Regions from separate parts of the Mus musculus genome. Here region 2 is linked to region 1. Evidence: chromatin loops called from intact Hi-C (ENCODE). Cell type or tissue: gastrocnemius. All regions are shown on one strand. Links, peaks and the distances in the headings refer to the core of each region. The heading gives the core; the rest is flanking DNA.

The links. Hi-C counts contacts between places; a loop is a spot of excess contacts. Peaks named below come from ENCODE experiments on the same cell type or tissue, not always from the same donor. Only the 100,000 strongest peaks of a DNase experiment are listed, where the experiment ranks them.
Region 2: it touches region 1 in a loop (2.0-fold over the local background); 4 of 42 quality-filtered maps call a loop at or near these places.

The regions. Positions count from the first base shown.
Region 1 is chr11:100,881,437-100,889,820 of GRCm38, forward strand. Stat5a (signal transducer and activator of transcription 5A) reads left to right here. Exons shown (of 20, transcript NM_011488.3): 18 at 302-353; 19 at 626-730; 20 at 2,398-3,733. The coding sequence ends at 2,560. It overlaps Stat3 (signal transducer and activator of transcription 3), which reads right to left. Exons shown (of 24, transcript NM_213659.3): 23 at 8,042-8,154; 24 at 5,370-7,324. The coding sequence ends at 7,269. Among named protein-coding and RNA genes, the nearest start is that of Stat5a, 26 kb to the left of the region's middle. In gastrocnemius, for the core only: no CTCF peak of the experiment used is centred there; a DNase peak (open chromatin) is centred at 4,164; H3K27ac peaks cover 456 bases.
Region 2 is chr11:100,781,965-100,786,464 of GRCm38, forward strand. Stat5b (signal transducer and activator of transcription 5B) reads right to left here. Exons shown (of 19, transcript NM_001113563.2): 17 at 2,289-2,340; 18 at 1,708-1,812; 19 at 1-1,258. The coding sequence ends at 1,132. Among named protein-coding and RNA genes, the nearest start is that of Ghdc, 13 kb to the left of the region's middle. In gastrocnemius, for the core only: no CTCF peak of the experiment used is centred there; a DNase peak (open chromatin) is centred at 2,524.

The DNA.
Region 1 (8,384 bases), core at 2,793-5,292:
CGCGACCCCCACAACCCGCCCCAAGTTAAATTATCTTCCTGGTCCATTGGTGGGGTTTGTATTTTGTTGAAGCCGTTTCCTTGGCAGGCATGCAAATGGTCAGGAAAGAAACCAGGAGAGAGGATAGGGTTGAAGGAAGCCAGGGATCTCAGTGGTCCCTCACGCTGGGTCCATTAGCAGGGGTTTATCGGAAGTCCTAGGGAAATCGCATCCCTCAGAAAGCTCCAGGCAGCGTGGGCAGGAGGCTGAGGGCAAGTTGTGCTCATTGCGCTTCCCCCCTACCCCCACCCCTGCCCGGCAGCGAAAGCAGTTGACGGATACGTGAAGCCACAGATCAAGCAAGTGGTCCCTGAGTAAGTGTCCAGAGCCAGCTCTGGGGCTCCCGATACCTCTCTGTCCTCTTCTACCTCCAATACTGGGAAATGTGGCTTAAGCCCTTGAGAAGGAAAGATTCAACTGTCCTGGGATAGCACCCAGGACCTCGTGCCTGCAGCTTGAGTCCCAGAGCCCAATGGGGACACTTTGATCAAATGACATGAAGATGCTAGAAGCCCCCACCCCCACCCGCCATCTGTACCACTGGTCTCTCTGGACCCTGAGGCCGAGGTCTGCTTCTTTTTTGCAGGTTCGTCAATGCATCCACAGATGCCGGAGCCAGCGCCACCTACATGGACCAGGCTCCTTCCCCAGTCGTGTGCCCTCAACCTCACTACAACATGTACCCACCCAAGTAGGTCATGGTTTTACAGGGGTCCATGGGGAGAAACTGGGGCTGGGCCTCAGGCTAGATTCTTGAGGTACAAAAGCATCCAGAGGTCCCCTGAATTTGACTTTATCCAGGCCTGGGCTGTAGCTCTGCCCAAGTTATAGGAAGGTGAAGTCAGTCGCTCAGAGCATTTTGGAACTAGACAACAAGGGTCCTGTCCTCTTTCTGGTACAGTTTATATGATCCTGAGAAATTTTTCTCAGGTGCATGTAGAGGCAACAGGTGTTCCTCCCCACCTCCCCTGGGGTGGGGGTGGGGAATTGGGATCAGGCTCAAATGGAATGGTGATGTGGAACCTTTACATGTAGGGTTGTCAGAAGGGTGTAAGACGCTGCTGCTGCTTCTGTTGGCATGGATACAAGGAAGGAGTGGGAGAGTTGGTCCTTTCTAAGCGATAGTGGCCAAGGCTGGATACCTGGGTTTAGGGAGGTAGCACACTGCAGTTGGACAGCACGTGGCAATCACAAAGACTTACATTCTCTTTTAAAAGTTTTAAGTTGTGTGTGTGTGTGTGTGTGTGTGTGTGAGAGAGAGAGAGAGAGAGAGAGAGAGAGAGAGAGAGAGAGAGAGAGAGAAGAGAGAGAGAGAGCACGAGAGCTTGCATGAATCAGTTCTGTGCTCCCACTATTCCAGGACTGAACTCAAGTCACCAGGATTGATTTGTTGGCAAGCATCATTGAGCCGTATCTCCAGCCTCTATATTATCATTTATGTATATGGTATAGATCTACGTGTCCATGTAGCTCTGTGCAAGTGTGCACACGTGCGGAGACCAGGGGTCAATGCCAGACATATTTCTCAATCACTTTCCACCTTATTTTCTGATCTGTCTCTCACTGAACCTGAAACCCATTTGCCTAGGCTGGCTGGCCAATGGGTTCCAAAGATCCCCCTGTGTCTGTCTTCCCCACCCCCCTGTGCTGGGGTTACAGACACACTGCCACACCGATATTTGTGTAGGCACTGCAGATCTTACCTCAGGTCCTCTTGCGTGTGAAGCAGTCCCTTGGCTCAGGCACTGCCCAGCCTCCTTTGGAAGTTCTTACTAGCGATGTGTATTGTATGGAGGGGTGAGCTTCATGATGGTATTATCATTCAAGCCCTAGGCTCTGATTCTTAGGCTCTATGTAGTCCTACTGGCCTGGAATTCACCTGTCTTTGCCTTACAAGTGAAAGCTGGGATTAAAAGCCTGCACTACCACACCCAGCCAAGATCTAGAGTCTGATTCTAGCTGCAGGTGGCTCCAAACAAGTTTCCCAGTTCCTAATTCTCACTTTAAGATGGTTTGGAGGATTAGTGGTCAGTGGCTGAAAGCCACTACGGGGGGGGGGGGTCATGAAGGATGTGGTAGCATATGTAAGTGAAGAATGTCATACATAGGTGAGTGGCCAGTCACCTTGTCTTATAAGTACAGGCAAGGGGAAAACGCCCTGAGATCATGGTATGAAGCAAGAGTGGAATGGAAGTAGATTATCTTCCCCAATCCAGCCTGGTGGGAGTTCCAGGCCAGGCTGCCATGGGTCCTGTCCTCAGGAGACTCCAGTCTTTGTGAGCAGCAGCCTGAGGACGCTCTATGGGGGTTTGGAGCCATGAGACCTGCCAGTTTCTCCAACATCCCTCTCTTTGCCAGCCCTGACCCTGTCCTTGACCAAGATGGCGAGTTTGACCTGGATGAGAGCATGGATGTTGCCAGGCACGTGGAAGAACTTTTACGCCGGCCCATGGACAGTCTCGACGCCCGCCTCTCCCCACCTGCTGGTCTCTTCACCTCCGCTAGAAGCTCCCTGTCCTGAACGCTGGACTCCATGCTTCTCTTGGAAAACCACCTTCAGTGTGAGGAGCCCACGTCAGTTGTAGTATCTCTGTTCATACCAACAATGGCTTTGCACGTTTCACAGGGCTACCTTGCCCACACAGTTCTGGGTTTGTGGCTAAAGCGGTGGTGACCTTTTTGTTCAGACCTCAAGGGCCCCCAGGGCCTCTCGTGTAAGAGCTGAACCTATCATTGCTGACAAACCTATTTCTCCGGTGTCCTTTTTCTGTCCAATGGCCATTTCAGTGAAATTCTAGAAAAGGCAGGGAGGCAGGTTTAGGCAACTAAGTTGGAGTTTTACTCCTAAGCTAGAAGCTTCGCCCAGACCGGTGTGCTCCTGTCCTCGCACAGGTGGAAGATTGGGGTTCATCTTAGTGACCCTTTATACCTTTGTGTATACATACGGGCTGCAGACTTTGTGATTGCTCGGTGTGCTTAAGCTGTTCCCTTCAACACAGCAGAGGGCTGCCACAGCCGAGTGTCAGTTCTTGCGCCAGGGTGGATGGACGTGAGATTCAAGTCTAACGGCCTTGTCCACGTTCCCACCATCCCTTTTCTCCATTCGATATCCTCACCCTTCCAGATGGATTCATCCTTCTTGCTTTTTTTTTTTTTTTTATGTTTTTGCTTTGCTTTTTTGAGACAAGGTCTCTCCATATATCCCAGACTATCCATGAATGATCCTCCTACCTGTTTCTAGAGTGCTAGGATTACAGGCATGCATGACCACACGTGGCCTCATCCTTTCTTCCTTTCCTGTTTGCAACCTTGCTTATTATATCAGAAAGGAGGGGAATACTGGGGGTCTGGGAGGAGGAAACCTGGGGCGAAAAACCTGTAGCACACAAAACCTGTACACACTGTCTGAAGGAAGGGGGTGGGGAGCGCTCAGTCTGCTCCACTCTGCTGGGCGGCAAGACCTAGAACGGGCCCTGCACTGTCCCACCATGGGTTGTGGTCTCAGAAATCGCTTCAGCAGCTCTTCCCTGGAGGCTGTGACAGAGCAGCCAGGAGGAGCCGACTAGGAGTCCTGGCTTCCAACCTCTCTGAAGGAAGCAGAGGGATGCTTTTTATATTTTGTACATAGAACTCAACATTTATGTAAACAGTGTTTTTGAATAAAGTTTTTGTTGGTTTGGTTTTTGCAAATCTACCAGTCTGCTTCCTGGTTTACTGGGCTGTGTGATGGATGGGCTTTTCACTAAAGTTGAAGTTTTGTTCCCAATTTTAGCTTGGAGTTATCTCTGCTCCCTCTGCTGTGATCTTAAGGGTGCTGCTGCCCTAAAGCAGTGTCAGAAAGCTAAACACTCTCTCTCTCTCTGTGTGTGTGTGTGTGTGGTGTATGTGTGTATTTGTTAGGGGCTACATGCCCAGGAAAATGTGTGTGTGTTAGGGGCTACATGCCCAGGAAAGCAGGGGTTTAAGGGCTTGGGGAAAGAAGGTGCAAGAATGAAAGCAAAGCTATAGTCCAGGCTACCCCTCCCCAGCAGCCCCCTAAGCAATCACAGGGGCCAGGGCCAGAGTGCCTGTCAACCTTCCTGTGGCCAAGGGCATTAGAGAGCCTGGACAACAGCCCTTCATCCCCTGGCCTCTTCCCAGAGCCTAGCAGGTGACATCAGCCAACTGCTGCCATAGACTGAGAAAGCAAAGGAAACTAGTCAGGACAGAGAGGCCTGCCTTGCCCTAGCTGGACCTCTGGCACCCAGGTACAATTAGTCCAGGACTCAGGGTTGGAGCCTTGGACTTAAAGAGCACACTCCTGGGCTGGAGTGAGCAGGTAAGAGCACTGACTGCTCTTCCAAGGTCATGAGTTCAAATCTCAGCAACCACATGGTGGCTCACAACCACCTGTAACAAGATCTGACACCTTCTTCTGGCGCATCTGAGGACAGCTACAGTGTACTTGTGTATAGTAATAATTCTTTGGGCTGGAGCCAGCCGAGGTCCTCAAATTCAACTCCCAACAACCACATGAAGGCTCACAACCATCTGTACAGCTCCAGTGTACTCATATACATCTTTTTAAAAAGGGGGGGGGCACACTACTGAGGATTGAGGGTTGGGGCATGAGGAACTGTAAGACAGGTTACCTCAGAGTTCCAATCATGTTTGGGGGAAGGAGCTCAGTTCACAGCCTGTCCCAGGCAGGGTGGCTGGGGATTGGAAGCAGGGTCTGGCCCTGCCTCAGTCGTGCTAAGAACACTGATCCCTGCTTCCATCTCTGCAGAGGCGGCACTGGTATCTCTCACCGAGGCACCCAGTGCAGGGCTGGGCTCCAAGGTACTGAGCAGGGAGAGGAGTAGGTGGGGGGTGCTGTGAGCAGGCGCCTTGTCTGTGGCCTTTTCCTCAATTATCGTTGCTGACTGCCCAGGGGCCCTGTAGCCACCAGCCAGGGAAGTGGCTGCAAGTTGTCCCCACTGTAAAGAAGGTGATAATGGGCCAACTGTGGAAGGAGAGGCCTTGGTCTACACCCCAGCCCTCCCGCCCTCCATTAGGGAGCTTATCTGACTCCAGAACAAACACAGCAGCTTTGGGAGGGCAGAGGGAGGAGGCCACTCTGACACTGTCCTGCCACTGGACTATGACCTCTGGCTCCTGGGTCACCTCTTCTGGAGGACGGTAGCTGATGTAAGGTGGGGGGCCTGCATCACCCTGGGAATGAGAAGCAAACAGAACTTCAACCGAGCTGGGCTGCTCTATCCCCTCTTATCATGTGCTCCTAGCCCGGCTCTGCCTCTTCCAAGCACAACCTAGGCAAAGGTGGTCCCGCCAGCCAGCCAGCCCCCACTGCCAGACAGTTCCTATATAATCTTTATTTCTGGAAGTTAAAGTAGTTACAGCAATATACAAAAACAAACAACAACAAAAAACAACCCACAATAATATAAATTTTTACACTAGAAAGTTTACATTGGAATCTGAGTGCAGTGGCCAGAACACAAGCCACTGCACTGAAAGGCTAAGCAGTCTGCAGGCTGGGTGAGGCTGGGGCCAAGTGGGGCCAAGGAGAGGGAAAGTGGGCAGTTCCAGGGGCTCACTATGGGTGGTTAACCCAGGCACACAGACTTCCCAGAGCCCCTGAGGTACAACACCAGCCCCAGAGAAGCCCTCACCTTGTTCCTGGGTCCCCAGGATTGAAAGCCATAAAAATGCCCAAGCCTTGCCTTCCTAAATACCCTTTCAGTTTATAAGTTCAGCTTATTGTATAACTAAAGAACATTGATGGGGTGGGAGAGCAGTAACTGTCTCGAAGCAGAAGGCTGGGGTGGTCAAGGCAAGCAGTTCGTCTTGGAGACAATGTCCTCACTGCCCTTAATTCAGACACTGGTTAACTGGAAGGAAACAATTCCACAGACACTGATCAGCTGAATGAGGTGGCTTTGAGTCACTGAATCTAGCCATGCCTCTGTCAGGAAAGGCTTGCCTTGAACACTCAGTGTTCCAGTAAGCTGAGTGAGCGAAGCAAGCAAGCGACATGGAGGCCACAGTAGGTGCAGGAACTGTGTTCCACCTCACCTGGGAGACCCAATGGGGAGCAGACAGTTGCCAGTCTCAGGGGAGGCCAAGAATACACCACTCATATGAGGGCAGACCTGGAGTATATGTCAGCTTTTGCCCTGTGGTTACAGATATCCCTGGGAACCAAGCGCATAGAATAAGGACCATACTCCCTGAGCTTTGCTGAGGGCCTGTAGTCTGAGGCAGGTTCAAACCTGTAAGGCAATCCCTCTCGACACAAGGTCCTGAGGCAGGGATTCCCAATAGAAGCAGGACAGAGGGCCTTTGGACATGGGAAGGGGACATACTACCAGCAAGGTCAAGTGGGAAAGGAAGGCAGGTTGACCCTAGGCCCAGTAAGGCACCCACAGGGCAGGCTGACCCTGAAACAGGGTCTGGAGTCTGGGTTGGGGAGGGAGTAGGGTGATGACAAAGGCTTTCCAGTGCCCTTGGCCTACCTCACACCTCCAACCGACAAGCATACTGGGTAAACAAAACCCAGGGATATCTAGGTTCTCTCTAGCCTTTGTGTTTGAACCAGAGGCCAAGCCACAGCTCTCGGATCTCTTTTACAGATTTGATCTGCAACCATTCCAGGGTTTATATAGATGATCAGCCTGAAGACAGCGCTGGAGAGGCTGTTAACTGAGTATTCCTTGATATGGAAAGGCTATGCTGTGTCAGTGTGTTTTGCCCTTTAATTCTTATTTTTTTTTTTTTTAATTTAAAGAGGAACCTCTGGGCTTAGTCCTAGCTTCTATGTGGATATTAGCAAGGTTGAAAGTGCAGAGCCAGGAGTTCCCAGCCTGGGGTATCAGCTCACAGAGTGGGGCAACAGGATGCCATGGGCACCAGGAGGCACTTGTCTAACAACCAACCCCGAGCTGCTGAAAAAGGAGGGCAGGCGGGCAGGACAGGAGGTGTTCCCCTTGCTCCCTTCTGCTCTCAGCCCCATCCCCAGACTCAGAGGTGCTCTCCTCTTTACATAACAGTTTATCACCCACACTCACTCATTTCTCTATTTTAAAAAGTGCCCAGATTGCCCAAAGATAGCAGAAGTAGGAAATTAAAAAAAAAAATCTGGAACCACAAAGTTAGGAGTTTCAGACGATATGGGGTTCGGCTGCTTAGGGGTGGAGCACGGGGCAGGTGTCTCAAGTCACGTCTCTGCAGCTTCTGGTTTCAGCTCCTCACATGGGGGAGGTAGCACACTCCGAGGTCAGATCCATGTCAAACGTGAGCGACTCTGCAGAGACACACAGAGAGTGTCAGTTCAGCCACCTGACTAAAGCCGACTCACAAACCCTCATCCCTCTGTACGAGGACAGGGCTCAGGAACCACCAGTCTCCTGTTCCTTCAGACATGGACAAGGTCAGAAAAGCCAGACTTCCTGCCCCTCACAGGAGGGCCTTGCCCTCCCAGAAGAGCACAGTCTCCACCTCAGCCCTCACTCTCTCTTTCAGGGGTCTGAGGCTGCCCTGGGTGTGGTAGCCTTAGCCACACACTGCCACCTGAGACTAGCCTAAATCAAAGGCATCAAAGCCACTCCATTTCAAAGACTCAGTAGAGGAGGCGGGACAGGGGAGGACAGCTCCATGATTTCTCAGATGCTGAAGTGCCGCTGCTGCTTACCCAAGCTGTCAAAGTCTCTTACTGCTTTTACTGTGGCTACTGGGAAACTGCATGTGTGTGAGTATCATTTCCACAGCAGAACATGGCCCTAGAGCCATTTTTTGTTTTGTTTTGTTTTTTCAAGACTGGGTTTCTCTGTGTAATAGAGCCCCGGCTATCCTGGACTCACTTTATAGACCAGGCTGGCCTCAGAACTCACAGGGAGGGATCATTCTGCCTCAGGCTTGGGCCACCACACCCAGCTCTAGAGCCGATTTCTACCAGTGTGGATGGCAGGCCCTGGCTCTGTACAGGCAAGCATCAATGGGGCCTGACCCTCCAAACACTCACCAAACTGCCCTCCTGCTGAGGGCTCAGCACCTTCACCGTTATTTCCAAACTGCATCAATGAATCTAAAGTGCGGGGGGACATCGGCAGGTCAATGGTATTGCTGCAGGTCGTTCTGTAGGAAAGGGGGGACGGCAGGAGTGGGAAGGGCCAGGTTGACAAGACACAATGGAGGGGGAAAAAAAAAAAGAACAAACACACACACACAAGCCATCAAACTCTGGTCTCCAACAGAAAAAATAAAAACTCAAGCTTTTTAAACACACAAGGTCACTCTGAGCACTAAACAAGCCCAGCAGCTACCAGCCCTTCACGGTAACTCTCACCCCATGTCCTCCCTATTCC
Region 2 (4,500 bases), core at 1,097-3,596, 100 kb before region 1:
TCCCATTCCTACCACCTAATCCTCAGGGCACTATGTGACACTGAAGGGAGATGAAGTGATCTGGGTACAGAGGACCCAGGACCTGATACAGGAGGGGGGAAATTTGATGTCAAATTAGGGTGCAAATGGGAAAAACATAAAAAAAGACCTGATTTAGAAACAAAAAACACCACCGGACGTTTGCAGGAAGCCATTATCAACACGCTTGGAGAAAAGCCTTGGATAGCGCAGGCGCGGCCTGGCCACAGCACAGACAAGAGTTGGGGAGGCTGGCGCAGACAGGCTACGCCCAGTGTCTGGAGCCAGGACTTGGGCACAACGCACCGCCCTGACAGAAGGAACACAGGGCATCACCTGAACCTGTACGCTCAGAGCTGGGTGGCCTGGCTTCCTCTCCACTATTTTGTTAAACATCTCCACTTGAGTACACACACTTGCACTTAAGCTGAGTGGCAGTTCTAGAAATAGAGACTGAGCAAGCAGAGAGGGAAGGAGCCAGTGTTAAGATGGCGGAAGTGGCAGAAACGGGAAACAGCCACTCCCCATCCAAAAACCTGTGACCACCCTTGCCCCATCACCCTTGATTCAGCTCCCCTTTCCGTCCCTTATGCAAAGGGGACAGGGGACACGGGAGGTACTGGCTTTCATCATCAGACAGTCATCTACATCTCAGAAGACAGGCGGAGACAATGACAATGCTTGCTTGGACTATGGACTACCTGGCAGAGGAACCGAGGCTCCCCAGAGAGAGGGTGCTTTTTCCTCTGTCCTTTTCTTACTTGGATAGTCACGTGTCAAGGGTCAGCCACCCTGAAGACACATGGCCAGGTTCCAGGGTTCAGGGAACCAACTGCCTTTTTGCACATGGTAAAAAAAAGCGCAGCCGCTGCCCTGGCGTGGCGGCTTAGACTGGACAGCAGGGGCGGGGAAAAAAACACGACGTGCAAATGCACTCACACTCACGCGCACTCCCTTCACTAGTGCCACTATGCACAGAGACACTAAAGTCACAACTAGTATTAACACTTCACATTACGAGTATTGTTTCCAAAGAGAAGCGATTCATGGAATTAAAACATCCACAGGAAGTTCCTCCACGAGGGCGATGAAGCTGCAGGTGGTGAGGTCTGGTCATGACTGTGCGTGAGGGATCCACTGACTGTCCATGGGCCGGCCTAAGAGCTCTTCCACGCGCCGCGCCACGTCCATCGTGTCTTCCAGATCGAAGTCCCCATCGGTATCAAGGACGGAGTCCGGGCTTCAGAGGAAAGGACAAATGATGAGGGGGAGGGGCAAAGGTTATCAGAGGTCATCTGAAACCCCACAACCCATCAGTTGAGTGAGCTGGGCTCTCACTAGAAAGATCTCCTGATAGAAATCAGAGAGGCCTTTGCTGGCTAGGTCATCAGACCGTCCTGTCTATTCTGGATGCCCACTCCCAAACTCCACCCAGCCCTTACACACAAAGTGTGGCAAATATCCATTTTTCAGAGAAGACAAACAGATGCCAATTTGCTCATGGCCACTGATGCTTTAAATATCTGGTGCAATCTCCCCCTGTGGAAGGCCAGTGCCTGGACTTAGGCTGGGTGAGGTTAGTTCCAGATAACCTTCAGGTTCCTTTGCCCTGACTCCAGGCCTTAGGAAGCCCAGCCTGACGCCAAGGCCCCAGTTGCTCCCATTTATGCCCCCAAGAGCATGACCTACTTGGGTGGGTACATGTTGTAGTGAGCCTGAGGGCACACGACTGGGGAAGGAGCCTGATCCATGTAGGTGGCGCCACTCCCAGCATCTGTGGATGCATTTGCAAACCTGTAGAAGGAAGCAGAACACAACCTCAGCCACATGGACTGGAGGAGGGGTTAGGGGGCATCTTCATGTCTTTTTCAGGACATAGGAAGTTGGACCCCAGGGGCCTGTCCACAGCATGACTGGAACTCAGTTATATCTCAAAGGCTAAGCCAGGTTTCCTGGGGTCTTAGGGACTGGACTCAGGTGCTGGGGGAAGAACACAAACGAGAGAGAGAGAGAGAGAGAGAGAGACAGAGAGAGAGAGACAGAGAGAGAGAGACAGAGAGACAGAGAGAGAGACAGAGAGAGACAGAGAGAGAGAGACAGAGAGACAGAGAGAGAGACAGAGAGAGAGAGACAGAGAGAGAGAGACAGAGACAGACAGAGAGACAGACAGAGACAGACAGAGAGACAGACACACAGAGAGAGTCACAGAGAGAGACAGAGAGAACACAAGAGCACCAGAAGAGAGCGGGCCCTGGGCCCTGGACACTTACTCGGGGACCACCTGCTTGATCTGTGGCTTCACGTATCCGTCAGCTGCTTTCGCTGCCGGGGAGAAGAACAGTGAAAACCAGGGACCTCAGAGACACCTCCCTCAAGAACTTATCTTTTCTAGGGTTAGGACACAGCCTCTTAATCTCAACTCAGAACATGACCGACACAGCAGGTAACATTTCTGTCTTCTGGGAGGCTTGCTGCCGATGTGAGGCACTGAAAGTACAAATTGGGCCACCTTCCAGGTCAGCTGGCACGGTTTAGAAAGTCCCCACAGAGAAGGCAGACACTTCCATGCGCGTGTAGTTAACTTCTAGTGGTGCATATTTGTGAAAAAAAATTTTTTCTTTTGAAGCAGGATCTCACTATGTAGGATAGGCTGCCTTCATGTTCACAGAGATCTGCCTGTCTCTACCTTATGAATTTATGACTATGTCTGACTTTTTGTCTGGTATTGGGGACTGAAGAACCTAGGGCATCGTATATACTAGGGCATCGTATATACTAGGCAAAAGCTCTACCCCTAAGATCCCCCCACCTCTTTTCAGACAGTGTCTTGCTAAGTTGCACATGCTGGCTTTGAACTCACTCTCTACCCCAGGCAGGTGTTGCATTTTGGATCTTGCTGCCTCAGCCTCCCAAACTGAGACTATGACTGTGCTTGCAGGCATAATTGAAAAATAAAAGCTTTGAAAACTTCACAGTTGGAGCTGGCAAGACAGCTCAGTGGGTAAAGGTCCTTGTCACAAAGCTTGATCACACAAGTCCCACCCCTGGGACTCACACAGTGGAAGAAGACTGCCGACTCCCAGTGACTGTCTTCCTACTCCCCACATGCACACCATGGTATATGTGTGTAACACACACACACACACACACACACACTAAAAACAGACAGATTGGGTTTCTATGGAAATCACAAGTCTTTGTTCTTGAGAAAATAAAACTTAATACAGAGAAAAGATTTTCTGTATAGATAAATCAATAGGGGATTAACTATTTTTCTTGTGTGTGTGTATATACACACATGTTTCTGTGCGGCATATTTATGTGCATGTGTGTACATGCATGTGTGTGCCCAGGCATGTGGAGGAACACATACACTAGTATTACAAGTGCCACATCACCTGGCTTTTTAAAAAGTATGGGCTCTAGGGATTAAACTCGCAGCAAGTACTCTGTAGACTGAGCATCTCACCCTCAGATGAGTATATTTTCTATATAAAAATATAACTTCAAAAAACCAAGGAAGAAATACAAACATGTTTTTCACAGAAAAAAATTATCAATGGCCAGAGCTGGCCATTGGTGGATGAAGAATCTAGGTTCAGGAGCTAAGCCAAGCTGAAACCCTGGCTTGGCCCCTTCCCAGTCCTGGGATCTTTGGCAAATTATTTTATTTCCCTATGCCTCAGTTTCCTGTAAAAGAGGAGTTCCAGTCACACTATAAGCCAGCTCTCAATGAAATGTTTTCCTTTGTAAGAGCTGTCTTGGTCACGGTATCTCTCCACAGTGGTAGAACAGTGACTAAGACGGATACTCTAGGAAACTCAGAGCCATCCAGCAAATGCTAGCTTCTGCTACCATGCTAATTAATCTGGAATTATTAATCATCATATGCAAAGGTTGCCTAGAATCAGATAAATACACACAGGACTTATAATGTACCATTTTCATGCCAACCAGACTGGCAGACATGAATGGAGGCTATTCTGTGGTTGGCAAAAAGACAGAGAAGCAGATGTCCAACAGAGAGCTGTGGGAAATGTGAATTTGGGTTTTTGAATGCAGTTTTGGATGCGTCAAAAAAAAAAAAGCTTATAAAGCTTATGCCCTTTGACCTAATTCTGCTTAGGAATTTATCTGAAGGAATAGTTGAACAAGGTACTTGTACTAGGTTATCTCAATATCAGTCATTAGTGAAAATGAAGTAAATTAAATACTAAGAATCTCAATTGCCTAACCGTGATCTTCGAAAGTCACTAGGTAATGGAATCCTGTGCAATCCTGAAGACAGTGCTACATGAATGCATTACTGACCTGCAACTCTGTGTGTGTGTGTGTGTGTGTGTGTGTGTGTGTGTGTGTGTGTGTGTGTGTGAAATCAGGGCACTTAGGATTATGCACGCTTTGACCTTTCACCCCGACCTCCATTACTGAGGTGCCCTGGCCTCAGTTCCCATCACCAACTTCCTGCTTGGCTGGAGGCAG